Regions from separate parts of the Mus musculus genome. Here region 1 is linked to region 2. The links are chromatin loops, found by intact Hi-C in ENCODE. Cell type or tissue: gastrocnemius. All regions are shown on one strand.

Region 1 (8,000 bases), 800 kb before region 2:
ACCCTGAGGTCACTCTACTGGTTAATAGATGGGCTGGGTTCACTATTCAGGTTGTCTGAGTTCCAGCCGAGTGTGCTTTCTCCTACCACAGGCTACTCTGTAATGTTCCAGCAACAAATTATCCCTATTAAAATGAGCTGGAAGAGCAGGTCATCTGATGAGCAGTCTCCAGAGGGAAGACCTACATCACTTTATCACCTCCCACACTGCGGTAACTATTGGTGTTTATAAAAGGATGGAGGCCCTGGCATTAGAAAACGTATACCATGGCAAGTCTTTGAGTGAGAGCCAGAAAAAGAATAAAAAGCTCCGAGTGACCCACTGCACTTCTCCACTGCTTCCTCAATTAACTCCAAACAGACTTTGTCTGGGATGGAGTGATTTAGTTTCAAGGCAAGGTCAGTCCCACACACCCAGAATAAAGATTGCCAAATATGCTTATTTGAGCTGAATTACATTTGGTGGTTTAATAATATGAATTTACTGCTTTTTCAATGGGGACTCTAGCACTGGGGAGAACTTTAAAATGCATCACACTTAAAACATAAAATTAAATTCAATTAACTTTTATTGGGAGGCTAATACACTAGTACCCTAGAGGGAGAAACAGCTCTCTTGCTTTCCCCAGATTTTTCAAGCAGGTTTCTGGAAGCCTGGCCAAAGATAGAGGATTGGCTTGTTCCCCAATAAAGAACTTCATTGGTCAGTTTAGCATCTGTGCTGTCTTGATGAAGAAGCCTGGGCTTGAAGGCACCCAGCTAAAAGACTCCAGGGGCACAAAACCTAGAATAACAAATAGGTAGAAAATACCATGGATGGGCCTGGAGAGATAGCTCAGTGGTTCAGGGCACTGGCTGTTCTTGTAGAGGAACTGTCCTTAGGTCCAAGCACCTACCAAGGGCTTACCACCATCTGCCAAAACAGCTCAAGGTATCCAATGCCCTCTTCTGGCTTCCATGGGCACCAGGCACACACATGGTGTACATACATAATGCAAGCAAAACACTCATACACACAAAATAAAAATAAAGAAATCTTTTTGAAAAAAATATCTAGAAAGGATGGGGATTTAAGAAAGAAAACACTTTATAAAAAATATAAGACAAAACGAACATGGGGTAAAGTTCTGTATAAAATTCACCCACTTTCTTGTTGCCAAGACAAAATATAATCTATGAAAACATACATGTATGTATGCATATGTGTATACACATACCACAATTAGCCACACATTAGTATACATCTATTAGAGGTTCTCAGTCCAGGCTTTAATGACCTCCTTACTACATTGAGATATTATAAGTTTTTAGACCATAAGAAATGGAGAGGCATTTCTTCCTTTGTGTCTCATAAATGGCCAGTTCAGACATAAGCAGTCTGGCTTGGGAGAAGCTGAATCCTGAAGAGAATGGCCAACCATATTCCACAGACAGAATGAAATCATTCACTTAATCCCCGAACTCGTATCTAATGGATGTGAGTACATCTTGTGTTTTGTCCTAGGCACTAGAGGTTTGTGAGCAAAATAGGCAGAAATACTACCAGCCTTGCAACTAGTACAGAATTGGGAAAATACAGAAATCAAAAACACCTCCTTCACTATCCTACTAAAATCAGTTACAGACTCAATGTGGAGCCCAGTAAAATGTGCTAGCTCTTGTATAGGTTTTCTGTACACACTGCCATGGCTTCTGTGTCTTAAAAGAGCACAGACTTACTGTTTGAATGTTAGCCATTTGTAAACAGGTCCTGGTAGGTGAAATCAAGCTGCTTCTTTTGGATGCTGTGAGGAGTAGAAATGCTTGGAGTTGCCCCTGCCCTGTCTCTCCTGCATTTCTTTCTTTCCATCATCAAAGTGCACTCCCATCTCAGCCCTCTTCATCGCATCACCTCCTGTCCCTGTGACTTTCTCTGAGTCCCTCTACCCAGTGACTGTGTTTATACCAGGCCCATGTGAACAGCCAGAGCTCTTCGAGCTTTGACTGATGGCCTAGAGGCACAATGCTTTCTTGCTCGTTTCACCATTCCATGGTGAAAGACAACAAAACATTCGAGAATCAAAGATCACAAGAATGTTCAAGGTCTGGGTTTCCAAGAGTAAGTAAGATGATGTACTGGAAATGTGTACTGCTATTATTATACCGTTGTTACAATTATCCAGTGATACAATTATCATAGTTGAGCCCACGTCTTCGACTATACAAACCATTGCAATGTCCAGAACTCTCTTCCCACTACTTAAATTACAATCTACTTTGTAAGTCCCTGCCTTGTTCATTCTCTCTGCCTCCTCAGCTAGGAGTGATGCTGTTTTCTTCCCTTCCAACCTCCAGTAATGTAAGCACCAACCATTTAAGACTATGTTATTATCATTGTCATTATTATTATTAGCCACACACACACACACCCATGTATTGTGAGGAAGGCAGAGATGTTTGTCCTATTGCTTACTTAGCACAGAGATGAGGCCACAGTAGATCATTTTTTTTAGATCACTAAGTGACTAAGTGGACTGGTTCCAGAGTTTAGTCCTCAGGGGTCTGCATGAAAAGCACAGTTCCAATGTCACATTCAAGGGGAGCCAGCTGTGAGCTTCCTCATTCCCCTACTACACTGCACTCTGACTTCCAAAATGAAAGCAATCCCCATCTTTCCCAGACATCATGTACAAGATGATGCCCTCCCAACCAGGATGAGGACGGCTTCTGGCCTCCATCTGTGTGCCAAGTAGCACAAGTGTCTGCTATACACCCTGAGGAAGGCAAACAGGACACAGAATAGAACAAAGAGCTCACACCAGTCAAAGCCAGTTTGAGCCAGTCCGCACTGCTCTGAGAACTCCACCCCCCCTCCCTCCCAGCTGGCAAGAGGACAAGAAGAAGATCACTGACTTCAATCTTTGGCCTCCTAACCACGAAAGGACTTGTGAAGGTGAACGGTTTGCAGACGAAGGGGGATATAAAAGAGACAAAACCAGGATAAAAATTAAATAAAAAGTAGCTGTCTTAAACTGTAATTGCAGTCCTCTGCTGAGCACGCTTGCAGATATATAAATGTGATTTACCATCAGCTTGCAACTACAAATCAGGTCTTGAGAAACACTTGTGCTATGAAATTGTTTAATCTCATCAAGCTCTGCTTTCACAGCAAGCCATAAATCACGGAGTCTTTGTTATCATAGACCTCCACCAGCGCCTCTCTGGCAGGCCATGGATCGTGGGTATATATAATCTTGACTGCACAAACACTGGGGTCGACGCAGGCTGAAATACTTTCATAATAGCCACTGTGCAGCTGCTGGAACACAAGCCCATGATGGATATCTCATTTCCTACAGTCGGCATCTATTTCGAGCAAATTATTACCACATAAATTTCTTGTCAACAGAAACGGCCAATTAATTAAGTTAAAAATTTACTTGTGATCACATCTACAAACCAAATAGAACGGCAAGGCAATTTTCCAGTTACTGAATATACTGCAGGTCAGTTTAATGAATAATTTTTAACTTTGTCATAAACTCAAAGACAGGCTAATATCTCCAGAAAACTGAATGGAGACCAGCTGCCGACAGATTTACACAAAATATATTTATGGGGAATTTGATTGCTGACATCTGGGGACAGAAATAAACTTTCTATAATTACAGAGACATCTTTGCCATATATATGGATTTCTTTCACCCAAAAATGCAAATATGTCCTCAGGAAGGGTATATTTATATGTTCAGGCAGGGCTACAATGGGGTTCGATGGCTTTTGGAGAAATCATTGCATTAAATTTCTTTGCTAGTGATGGGTTCAGTATCATAGGGAGAGACAAAATCATGGGCAAAGACCTGTTTATCACTGACCCACACCTGTCCCAACCCCAAATCAGCTCTCTCTCTCTCTCTCTCTCTCTCTCTCTCTCTCTCTCTCCCCCTCTCTCTCTCTCTCTCTCTCTCTCTCCTTCTCTCTCTCCCTCTCTCTCTCTCTCTCCCTCTCTTCCCCCTCTCTCCCCCCTCTCCCTCCCTCTCTCTCTGAGGTGGTACACCACTTGGCACATGTCCAGCAGTGTAAGCAGCACTCAGAGGCTTTGTCAGGTAAGGCAGACGGACATAGCTTCCCCACAGAGCTGTGATGCCCATGAACCAGATCTGCTTGGAAAATCAGGCCAGCAGAGGGCCCTATAATAATTCCTCGTCCAACCATGTGTCTTTGAACTGAAGGAAAACCATGGTGTGTGTGTGGGGGGGGGGGGGAGGGATGTATGTGTGGGGGGGTGTAGGGGTAATTGTCCAGTTGAGTTATGGGCTATGGGTACAGGGACACATGGCAGATTTGATTACAGATAGGGATTTACTCAGCCAACTACTTGTGAGAGGTAGAATTATGACTTTCATAAGGGCCATCCCCTTACCTGACATGTGGAGAGCATTCAAGGTCTTCCAAATCATTGCTCCTGTCTGTCTCTAACAGGTCCTTTGACCTTGTCTCCAGCCTGCCACTGTTACATGAGATAGTCTCACAGCATGCCCTTTGCCTTTATGTTGCCATGACTCTGAGCCAACAAAGGAACTTTACATTTCTAGTCCACTTCCCATCATCTTTCAACTTTCTAGCTTGAAGATGGTCTCCATGGCTCCTTGACAGTATAAGAGACTATGGCTCTTCATTAGGACATATCCCTCCACCTAGAATTTGAGTGGCCATGATGTTACCTTGGCCAGAAAGGGCAGTAGTGAGTTCGGAGTCCGTGAACTCTTCAAGGAGATAGCAGGCAACCACAGGGTGGGGGTGTTGTCATGAGATTGAAGGTCTGTAGGAAAGGACTCTATTAGTTAGTCCTGAATGCTAGGATGGTTGTGTGGAAGGTCCTTTTGGTAAGCTTCTTGAAGACTGGAGTTATCAGACTCATTTTTAGCTTTCTAACTACAAATCCCAGTACCTTACAAAAAGGACAGGATCTCTATAAAAGCTTCTGAAGGAGGATCTTATGCAGTATTCATGAATGCCACATTCAACTCTTGGTGGCTTTAAATATTGTTGCATCATTATCATGTGTCTGAACAGCATTGATTGTAGGCCATTCCATTTAGGACACTCCGAAAGCTGAGAAGTCCTGGATGTTAAATACATCCCCCAGCTAGACCAAAGTTTAACTGAGGAAACAAACCACACGGAAAACTCACAGGACAGCATGAATAGTCAGGCTAAATGAATGAATGACCAATGTGCAAACACAAAATAGAAAACAAATCTTAAATAAATGGCACTGATAAATGCAAGTATGGGGGTGAACAACGCAAGGTGTTTGAGTTTCAGAACATTAAAGGTATGTAGCTGAGATCCTGCAGAAACCTTCATTTGACCACTGTAGACACGAAGCCTCCCACATCAAGCTGGGCCAGCTTGCTCAAAGTCACTAAATTATAAAGTCCCCAAACACCTGAATATCTTCCCATGGCTCTCTAAATCCATCCCTCACATGTCCCACAAGCACTTCACTTTTCCTGGTTAACACTTGTACCTTCAGCGTGATCATTGGCACTGTTCTCAGGCCCAGGACTGGACTGCATGTGCCCTCATGCAATTTTCTTTTTGACAAAAAACATTTTCAAAATTTTCTCTTTGTCAAGGATCTTAAATGCAAAGATATTCCCTAAATATTCATTGAATTTTTTTGGATAAATGACTTTAGATCATCAGAAGCCCTTCTTCTCCTGAAGCACACACATCCACCGTGTGTGAAGCATGCAGATTGGTTAGATCCATATCTTAAGTAACTAACTATGACCTCTGGGTTGATTGCTTCATTGTTCAATGCCTATTTCAGTGTCTATGGCATACCACAGAAGTGATCCCTAGTTCAGGGTGTCATCAATAGTATATAACACATATAACATTTTAAAACAATGCACACGAGGGGTACTTGATATTTTTCTAGCCCCTGGCCTACATATACTTTGGTAGAGTAAATCTACATACATGCCACCTGATGTTTATAGTGTATTCTCTTGCCTTTTGCCTATCTTGCTGATGTTGTATGAAAGAACTAATAGGGCCATGGTGTTGATGATAGTAGATACACAGTTTTTTTTGTTGTTTGTTTTGTTTCGGTTTTTTTTTTTTTTGGGTTTTTTTTTTTTTTTGCCTCTGTTATGCTGCAGGCACTGCTACAAACACTTTACATTTGTTATCAACATCCATAGGAGGCAAATATTCTTATTATCTCTGAATTACAGATGTGACCTAGAAAGGTTAAGTCACTTATCCAAGGACATATAGTTATAATTGGTCCGACTGGAGGCTGGCACACTCAGACACAGAAGTGTGCAGTTACTATCTCTGATTTGCACTTTTTATTCCCAGGTTTCTCTCCTTAGTTATTGCTCCAGTTCCAGACAGTCTATGTTTTTTTTCTAGAATATTTTTAATAATTTTTTCCTATCCTCAAGGATGTTACAATTAAATCAAATAAAAAAGTATAAATCCATGTGAAAAGCACCATTTGATAAACCCTAAACTGGTTCAGATCCACTCTGTTGTCAGGGTGACCCATCTCTGGTCAGTGAGGTAGCTTCTGAGAGTGTATCTAATAACGGCACCAAGTCTCTATGGGAAGAGGTTATGCAAAAGATTGCAGGGAAGTTCAATTAGCTTGTGAGTTCAAGTCTGCAGCAGACGTTATTGGCAGTTGGGAGGAGGGAAAAAGACAGAAGGGGCTTCGTAGTGTGCTTTTGTCAAATTAGATTCAAGATTTCTGGAACAGAAGATGTTTCATCACAGAGACAGTGGCTGAGGAACATGGGCGAATTGCACACATGCTGCGTGAGCATCCCTGACAAATGCAGGTAATAGCCGAGGGTGACTCACTGCTGAATGTCAGGTTATCTAGCTGAGGGTCACTGCTCCAGAGTCAAGGTCAGGATGAAACCAGAGAACAAAGAAACAATGAAGAAAGCCTGCCTCCTCAACTGACCAGTGACAATTAGAAGCAAGCAGGTGAAATGTGAGATAATTCAACCATAGTCCAATATGTACTAAGCATGTAATAATTTATAAAGTATCTTCATGGTCATTGCTCCATTACATTTTTATGGTATTCCATTCATTAATTGCCAGACGTTTAGAACTTCACTTTTTTAAGGAACATATTTCCCATGATTTCAGGAAAGATGCCTGTTACAATTTGGGTGATTCACACATGCACAAATAAACATTCCAGATTGCTCACTGAGTTCTCATCTCAGGTGCAATCTAAAAGAACCCAAAAGCCTCATGGATCTCTCCATTCAAAGAGCCATTGTTCCAGCTGAAGAGAGGAGGCACATGCACAGCAGTGGCTCACAGTTACTACTGGCACAAAGGGCTCGGAATGGTGTGGTAAGTGCTGCTCATCTTCAGATAGGCAGAGATGACCGTCAGACAGGATGCTCAAGAAACAGTCATGGGCTAGAGAAACAGCTTTGTGGCTAAGAGCATGAGCTGCTCTTCCAGGGGACGAGAGATCTGTCCTCAGGACCCGAATTGCATGGCTCACGATGGCCTGTAACTCCAGCTCCACGGGATCTGTCAGTGACAGCCTCTGTAAGCACCTGTACTCACATGCACACACACATAATTAAAAATAGTAGATAATCTTTATAAAAAAACTGAAAGAACAGGAACAAATCACACAAGGTCAAGGACTTTTCCTGAGTCCTAAAACATCCATAAGAGAGCTCTGAATAAAGCATGAGGCTGCATATTTGACAAGCATAGCAAGTCACATATTTTATTATTCACTCTTAAAATTGCTTAAATATCTAAAATGAGCCTGACATAGAATATATTCCACTTACTCAAAATAAAATTAAAAATAACATCCCTCCCCAATAACAGAATAGAAATCATCTATTCTAAGGGAGAAAAGTGAATGTGACAAAATTTAGAAACTGAAATTTGACAAAAGAGACAAAAGGTTCTGGGGTTATCTGAAGGACAGCATGGTTCATGTCTAAACAATACCGTAGATCA
Region 2 (8,000 bases):
GAAGTCCCGCTCCGCTTCCCTGGAAGAACCGGTTTCCACAGGCAGCCGCCCCTCCCTCTCGCGTTCCTTCCCTCTCCTCTCCCCGCATAGGTCAGTCCTGTCTGGATGGTCTACATCATGCCGTCCAGCAGCCCGATTAAGTCCCGGCTCCCAGGACTGTCGGGATGGCCAGCGGAGGGTAGTGGCGAAGGACCCGGGAGAGGAGGAGAGCGAGCCTGAGACCTGTTTGCCTATGCACATGGTCAGGCCTCTTCTCTTGAGCTATTCAACTCTCGCTACGAACACGGGTCACAGAATTAAGGAGGTTTATTCTACAAGTAACCTCCAGAACTCGGGCTATATTTGATGGCATGGCTCTTTGGAAAGAAATTCCCGAGTCTGGGGTGGGAACACTACCGAGGTCGACAACTGGACATCCTCAAGTTACATTCCCGGGAGGGATTATGCCAGAGAGGCGGGAAACCTCCGCGTTAGACGTCGCCTCCAGCGTCGTTCTTAGGTACTCAGCAGACCCGAACTGGGCGACCCGGATTGACCGAAGCACCCAAAGGTAGAAGGTGTGTCTGTCTCCACAACCCCAAGAGGGAGTGAGCACATCCCAGGCCGGTGCTCCAGACTAGGAGTCCTGGGTGCACCTGCGCACTTTACTCTCACTATTTCATTTTCCTGACTGTGGACGCCCCTTTCCCCTCTTTCTTTTTCTTACACACCCTCCACACACACAAACACACACACAGGTGCCAGGAGGCTGCTGCTCTTTCCCCCTCCTTCAGTTTCTTCTCGGTCTCTTCCTTCCTCTGTCTCACTCTAGGTCTCTCTTTTTCCCTTCAAGTCTCACCCGCCTTGTAATCAGCAACAAAAGCTGACATAAATCACGGGCAGATTGACAAGAGCTGACAAATAACTGATTGATTGCGGTCGAGGCACATTGACAATTGATGGAGGGGTGGAGATGCCCAGAGAAACAGGGGGTGCGGGGGGGGGGGAGAGTAGCAAGACGAAAGCAAGAATGGGGGGGGGGCTGAAGTGTGAAACAGGGGAAACATGTGACCCCCCGCTCAAGCCCCAATCTGAGCGTCCTTCGGTGTCACGTGACCGGGAAGGGCGGAGAGCCCGGCGCACGTCGCGAGGACGAGCAGCCACCGCCTCCGTTGCCCTTCTAGCTTCTGGTTTCTCTGCTGCTGAACCTCTGGAAATCCAAGCGGGCGGGCAGACTTTCTGCAGCATCGACTTTCCTTACCCGGGTGGCCGCGCCACGCAAAATCTTAATTTCTGAAAAGATTTTTTTTGTATACAGGCTCCCACTCATCCCTGGAGTTGACTGTTCAGCAGGTATCCACATTACCGCCTGCGTTTCTTCTCCCGAAGTCTGTTAACACTCCCTCCCTCCAAAGGTTTCAGTTTGTTTTCCTGCTGGGAAAACGAAGAACGACGAAGAGAAAAAAGAAGGAAGGCGGTAGATGACAAACGTAGAATAAATGTCCATCTCGTCCGGGTAGCGAAATCGAGGGAGGGGACAAGCCGAGGGGCGGCGAAGAGGGAGCTGCCCATTAAAACCAGCTCTGAGATTCCTGGCGGTGGCGGCGGCGCGGGACGCGTCACATCCCCTTGACCCTCCAATCACCTCGGGCTCCCATTTGATTGGAAGGCGGCAAAGGCTTTAATCTCCCCCTCGGTGCAGCTGCTTTTGAAGTGAGTTTCCTCGCCAGAGCCCGGGCTGGACAAGCAGCGACACACATCGCAGAGCGCAGCGCCGGCTCGGGGCCGGGAGAGCGCAGCGCAGGGCGCAGCCCGAGGCAGACACCGCGCACCGCGGGGACACTCCCGCAGTCTGTCCTGCTCTTCTAGCCCCATCACGGCTCCGCTGCGGGCCACCCAGGATTATTCGCTTCTGGCTCCCGGCGGCGAGAAAGCGCGCGGGGCTCCCGCGTCCGCCGCGCCAGCTCCTCCTCCAGCTGCTCCCGCTCCCCGGGCGAGCGCGCAGCCCCGAGCCCGCCCCGCGCATCTCGGAGCCCTCCCCCCGCTGCTCCCATGCGCGCGGGTGGGTCATGAGCACAGCGCCCTCGCTTTCTGCCCTAAGAAGCAGTAAGCACAGCGGCGGCGGCGGCGGCGGCGGCGGCGGCGGCGGCAGCGGCGGCGGCAGCGCGGACCCTGCCTGGACCAGCGCGCTTTCTGGAAATTGCTCCGGCCACGGCCCAGGCTCCTCCCCGGCCGGCAGCACCAAGCCTTTTGTGCACGCTGTGCCCCCCTCTGACCCCCTGCGCCAGGCTAACCGCCTGCCCATCAAGGTGCTGAAGATGCTGACGGCACGGACTGGCCACATTTTGCACCCAGAGTATTTGCAACCCCTGCCTTCCACGCCCGTCAGCCCCATCGAGGTAAGGACCTTCTCTCGGGGTCAAGCTGAGTCCCCTACCAGGGCTGCCTTCCTGTGGGGTTTCTTTCCCCCCTGGGATCTGGGGCTCTCGGAGTGGGGGTGGGGGCAGTCGAAGTGATTCAGCTCCAGGATGGGAGGAAAGGACAGTACTTCCTCAACCTTAGTCAGTAGAGAGCAACGAGATGAAATTGGGTGCAAATTCTAAGGGGCAAAGCCACACAAACTTGTCTCCTTTTTGTATTAAAGTCCCTATGTACCTAGCCCTCCCCCATCGGCCCCTAGGCGGACAAGGGCCTGTATACTGTTCCAAAGTCGCCTTCCTCAGAAGCTAGTATATTTACACAGCCTCGGAGGCGCCAACCACTCAAGCACTCACACTTTAGAATCAAGGAGTGTGTGCTGGGGAAGAGGGTACAATTCTGGATCTAAAGGGATGAAAACCAAAACATTTGCGAGAGATTGTTTCCAAATCTAAGTAGTGACTTAAAGAATTCAGGAAGGATCCTAGAGCGACCAGGGGGTTCTGGCATCTTTCCCAAGGATACGGAGTGGGGTGCCACTTAGAATTGCGCCTGGAAGTTGAAATGCTTTTCGCGGGCTGTTACGAAGGGCACTAGAACCCTAAGTGCAGGTTTCTAAAGGGTTTCTCTCTTTCTCTGTGTGAACCCCTCCCCATCTGACTCCGCAGCTGGACGCCAAGAAGAGCCCACTGGCGCTGCTGGCTCAAACATGTTCGCAGATAGGGAAGCCGGACCCTTCGCCTTCTTCCAAACTCTCCTCGGTCGCCTCCAACGGCGGCGGCGCGGGTGGTGCAGGCAACGGAGCTGGGGGCGACAAGGACGCCAAGTCGGGCCCCTTGAAGCTGAGCGACATCGGCGTGGAGGACAAGTCGAGTTTCAAGCCTTACTCCAAACCCGGTTCAGATAAGAAGGAGCCGGGAGGCGGCGGCGGAGGCGGCGGCGGCGGGGGCGGCGGCGGGGGTGTTGCTGCAGAGAAGTCAGGATTCCGGGTACCGAGCGCCACCTGCCAGCCATTTACGCCCAGGACAGGCAGTCCCAGCTCCAGCGCCTCGGCCTGTTCGCCGGGAGGCATGCTGCCCTCCGCCGGGGGTGGCCCGGAGGGCAAGGACGACAAGAAAGATCCGGAAGCTGGCGGCGGTGGCAGCAGCAAAGGCTCCGGGGGCGCCTCGGCAGACGGGGTACCCGCCGGGCTGGGGCACGGCCGGATTAGCTGCGGCGGCGGAATTAACGTGGACGTGAACCAGCACTCGGAAGGGGGTCCAGGAGGCAAGGCTCTAGGCTCGGACTGTGGCGGCTCTTCCAGCTCAAGCTCGGGTTCGGGCCCCAGCGCGCCCACCTCGTCGTCGGTTTTGGGCTCCGGTCTGGTGGCCCCGGTATCTCCCTACAAACCGGGCCAGACAGTGTTCCCTCTACCCCCTGCGGGCATGACCTACCCAGGCAGCCTGGCTGGGGCCTACGCTGGCTACCCGCCCCAGTTCTTGCCACACGGTGTGGCACTCGACCCCACTAAACCTGGCAGCCTGGTAGGGGCTCAGCTGGCAGCGGCCGCAGCCGGCTCTCTTGGCTGCAGTAAGCCAGCGGGTTCGAGTCCTCTGGCCGGGGCGTCGCCTCCATCAGTGATGACAGCTAGTTTGTGCCGGGACCCATACTGCCTCAGCTACCACTGCGCCAGCCACTTGGCCGGGGCTGCAGCCGCCAGCGCCTCGTGCGCTCATGATCCGGCCGCTGCAGCAGCAGCGCTCAAATCGGGATACCCGCTAGTATACCCCACGCACCCACTGCACGGCGTTCACTCCTCGCTGACGGCTGCGGCCGCTGCGGGCGCCACACCACCCTCCCTAGCCGGCCACCCCCTCTACCCCTACGGTTTCATGCTCCCTAACGACCCGCTCCCCCACATCTGCAACTGGGTGTCTGCTAATGGGCCGTGCGACAAGCGCTTCGCCACTTCCGAAGAGCTGCTGAGCCACTTGCGGACCCATACGGCCTTCCCAGGGACAGACAAACTGCTGTCGGGCTACCCCAGTTCTTCGTCTCTCGCCAGCGCCGCAGCAGCAGCCATGGCTTGTCACATGCACATCCCCACGTCGGGCGCACCGGGCAGCCCAGGGACTCTGGCGCTGCGCAGCCCCCACCACGCACTGGGACTCAGCAGCCGCTACCACCCGTATTCCAAGAGCCCGCTCCCCACGCCCGGTGCCCCAGTGCCGGTGCCTGCCGCCACCGGACCATACTACTCCCCTTATGCCCTCTACGGACAGAGACTGACCACTGCCTCCGCACTGGGGTATCAGTGAGGGCGGCCCAGAGGAATTTGGAAAGAGGAAGGATCTGGGGGATGGGAGGAGCGAGGGAGGGGCAGGACCCGAGCGAGGTTCCTGACACCCGCAGGGGCAGAAGACCCGGGCTACGGAAGGGAAAAGAAAGTTTAAATCTTACCTATCCACCCAACCACAGAGATCGAGAGAGCCTGGATGCGAAACTTCTCCTCCACCCCTACTCCCCCAATCAAACTTTATAAAAGTTGAAAAAAAATCATTTGACTTTTTATAGAAAAAGAAGGAAAACTAATTGAAAAAGTGTTCATCTGAGGACTTCGCCGGTGAACATTGGTATTTATTTATGTTAGCTCCAAGCGGACCCGTGGTTCAAAAGTGCATTATTTAGTTTGAGCTCCGTAGGTTAAAAGGAGGAGGGGGGGAATTAAAACTCGAGGGTAAATATGTGGAAAACAAACCCTCCGATCCCTTGTAGAGTATAAATAAAAACAAAGCCGCTACAGAATTAGGGGTCTTCTCTTTAATGTTACTTTAAAATTGCTATGATTGTATTGTGCGTTCTTATTTAATGTCTGATTGAAACTCAAATTTACATGCATGTTTGTTACAAAAAAGAAATGAAAACGACGAAACAAAATAAGTCACAATTTGTCAACTCTGATTTCAAATTGCAATTATTTTTAAGGTGTATACCATCGAAAGAGAATGGGTATTTTTTTGTATGTATTCTGGAAGAAAACAAAAAAAAAGGAAAAACAATTCTATTCCAAAACCTCATTTGCCTTATTTTGTTCTTTAAAAGGAACACTTAACTATTTTTAATTTTTAAGTCCACCCGCTGAGAAGGGGACAAGGTTTACGTCATGTGCTAAAATAATAGACAATGTATCGCTTTAAAGATTAAAATTCCGTATATTTGATGTATTAAAAGGTTTTACTTCTTATTATCTTTTTATTTTTTCCTTTTATTAAAGCGGTTTCAGCCGCTGCGGATTCCCGGGACCTCCCTAATATCTTCAGCCCAGGATCGTGGCTATGAATTTCCTACTGCTTTGTTGTGATTTTCTTGAATAGGCGAAAGCTTCAGAAGGGCTGGCCAGCTGAATGATTGGCCTTAGGGGAAAATGTTTTTTTCAAGAAAGAATTCCAATGTGGAAAGATAGTAGCCTTAGCTAATTGCTCATTTCGTTTTTATTTAAATCTCTGGGAAGCTGCTGTGTGAAAAGTGAAAGCAGAGAAAATAGAAGCTTTGGCTTTTGTTAAATTTCCATTTTAAGGGTGGGGGGGGGCGTTTGAGTTTCGTTTTGTGCAAAGAGTAGAGCAGGCTGGGACTCGCCCGGCTGAGCCAGAGGCCCCCCTACCCCCGGGACACGCGACTGCCTAGCCGTTCCCCTGTTCGCAGTTCAAGCATCCCCGGCCTGGGGCAGACAGCCGGGACAGACTAGCAGGGATGGGAGGACATTTGCTGACCTGGAGAGAGCCGGCAGGACCTTCTTGTCCTTCGGGAACAAAGTGAGTTTTTTAGACCTAGAGATAGTCAAATATCCCAACCCCCTTCACACCCTGCCCACCCCACCCCACCCGCCGCCTGTCTTCTTCCTGCTGGAGTTAGAGCGGATGGCAGGCCTTCTCCCAGGCTGCTTTTCCCTGTCCAGATCGCTCCGCAGCTGTGCGGTTGCCCAGTCCGGGTTGCAAGAGTGCGCTCCGGCTCCAGGAACCCAAAAATCCCCTTTTAAACTCAGCAATGCGAGGCGTCTTGGCGGCCCTGCTTCACCTCGCAGAAGCGATTTTGTGCTGTTCAGGGCGAACGGCGCGGCAGGATCCATGTGTGGATCCCCGCTGCGTTCTCCCTTCTTCCCAACTTGAGCCTCATCACCCGGCAGCAGAAGCTGGGAAGAACAGGGTAGGGAGATGGCCCGGTCTCAGCGAGACCTAGAGGCCCTTGCTGGAGCTGGAGTTCTTCAGCTGTTGGAGCGCTGGGCACAGGACACCCTTCGGTGGATCCTGGGACCAGAGAGTTAAGGACGTAGAGCGCGCACCCCATGGCGCACCCTCCTGGAGTTAGGCCTTTCTGGGTTCTCCCAGCCTCTGGCTTCCCTCTGTCCCAGCTCTCTCTGTCGTCTTTGAGCCACGCGCCAAGTCTACCCTCCGCTTTGGACCTTGGGAGGAACAGCCACCCGGGCCCTGATGCCATTTGCATAGGACTCAGTGGCTTTTTAGATTTTTTTTTCCCACCCTGCTCCTTAGCACCAGCCTAACGCAGGGGGAACCTTCCCCCGGGTGGCACGCACAGCGGACCGGCGCAGGAGCAGACTTTGGGAAGACTCTGGCTTCTTTGCTGCTTCCCCGAAGGGTGCAGCCTGCCGGCCTGAAACTCTGGCACCCAGACCTGGCGCCAGGAGAAGGAACACTGCGGCCTTGCTGCCACTCTGGTTCGGAGGAGAGACACTAGGCTGGCCTGAGCTTCTTGAGAACATGGGCCAGCTCACCACCCCAGGTGCTTGGACAAACTCCGAACACCACCAGGTTGGGAAGTAGATGATGCCATGGAAGCCCCCCACATCTCAGGACCCCGGCCTTGGGATCTGAAAGGCAGGCCGCTGTCTAAGCCCCCTCACCAGTACCAGCCACAGGCCGCTGGCATTGGGACCCACAAGCTTCGCCCACCACGACCTTGCATCTTTGGGCAGAGGTTCTTTTGTCGCTTCGCCCTGCCCACCAGAAAAGAAAAGAAAAAAAAAGAAAAAAAAAAACCCGCTCTGATAGGAAAGGCCTACACATTCCTCAGCCCTGCAATTTAAGCCTGGGACCTGCAGAAAGACTACTGGGACGTTCGAGCTTTCGAGCTCCTTCTTGGCATTATATTAGCCAAAACAAAACCAGAAAGAAAGAAAGAAAGAAAGAAAGAAAGAAAGAAAGAAAGAAAGAAAGAAAGAAAGAAAGAAAGAAAGAAAGAAAGAAAGAAAAACTTTAATAAAACGCTCTTCTGGGAGAAGTTAGGCATAAGCAGCAAAATCCCAGAACCTCGGGGCTGGGGGCGGGGGGGGGGGAGGTTAAGGCCAGGAAAGATTCCCGACATGTGGGATAGAGCCAAGTCACTCTGGGGCAGTTATAGGATGGAGGATGCCAGTACGTGTTGCGGGTCCGGGCGGAGTTCTCGAGCCTCCCAGGAGAGACATGCGCCCCTCCCCACGCCATCCTGGAGCCTTCCCCTCCTCCGCCTCTCAGCCACTCTCTCCGCAGTTGTGGAGAGCGCCCGAGCGCTGCAGTCGTCGGCCGGAGCCTGAACCGCGAGCATGTCCGCTAGGCGGCACTGCAGATCCC

Evidence for each region. Hi-C counts contacts between places; a loop is a spot of excess contacts. Peaks named below come from ENCODE experiments on the same cell type or tissue, not always from the same donor. Only the 100,000 strongest peaks of a DNase experiment are listed, where the experiment ranks them.
Region 1: it touches region 2 in a loop (2.7-fold over the local background); 3 of 42 quality-filtered maps call a loop at or near these places.

Annotation. Positions count from the first base shown.
Region 1 is chr14:22,778,668-22,786,667 of GRCm38, reverse strand. All of the region lies in intron 5 of Lrmda (leucine rich melanocyte differentiation associated), which reads right to left. All of the region lies in intron 1 of Gm30926 (a long non-coding RNA gene), which reads left to right. Among named protein-coding and RNA genes, the nearest start is that of Gm30926, 19 kb to the left of the region's middle. In gastrocnemius, CTCF peaks have their summits at 4,125 (motif pointing right) and 4,760; DNase peaks (open chromatin) are centred at 2,747 and 4,089; H3K4me3 peaks cover 661 bases; H3K27ac peaks cover 1,384 bases.
Region 2 is chr14:21,981,582-21,989,581 of GRCm38, reverse strand. It overlaps Zfp503 (zinc finger protein 503), which reads left to right. Exons shown (of 3, transcript NM_145459.3): 1 at 1-557; 2 at 1,298-2,378; 3 at 3,066-5,620. The coding sequence starts at 2,049. The coding sequence ends at 4,694. It overlaps A330001L22Rik (a long non-coding RNA gene), which reads right to left and starts at 107. Exons shown (of 2, transcript XR_001781181.2): 1 at 1-107. In gastrocnemius, CTCF peaks have their summits at 1,759 and 3,414; DNase peaks (open chromatin) are centred at 6,326, 6,785, 7,038, 7,976 and 7 more places; H3K4me3 peaks cover 8,000 bases; H3K27ac peaks cover 8,000 bases.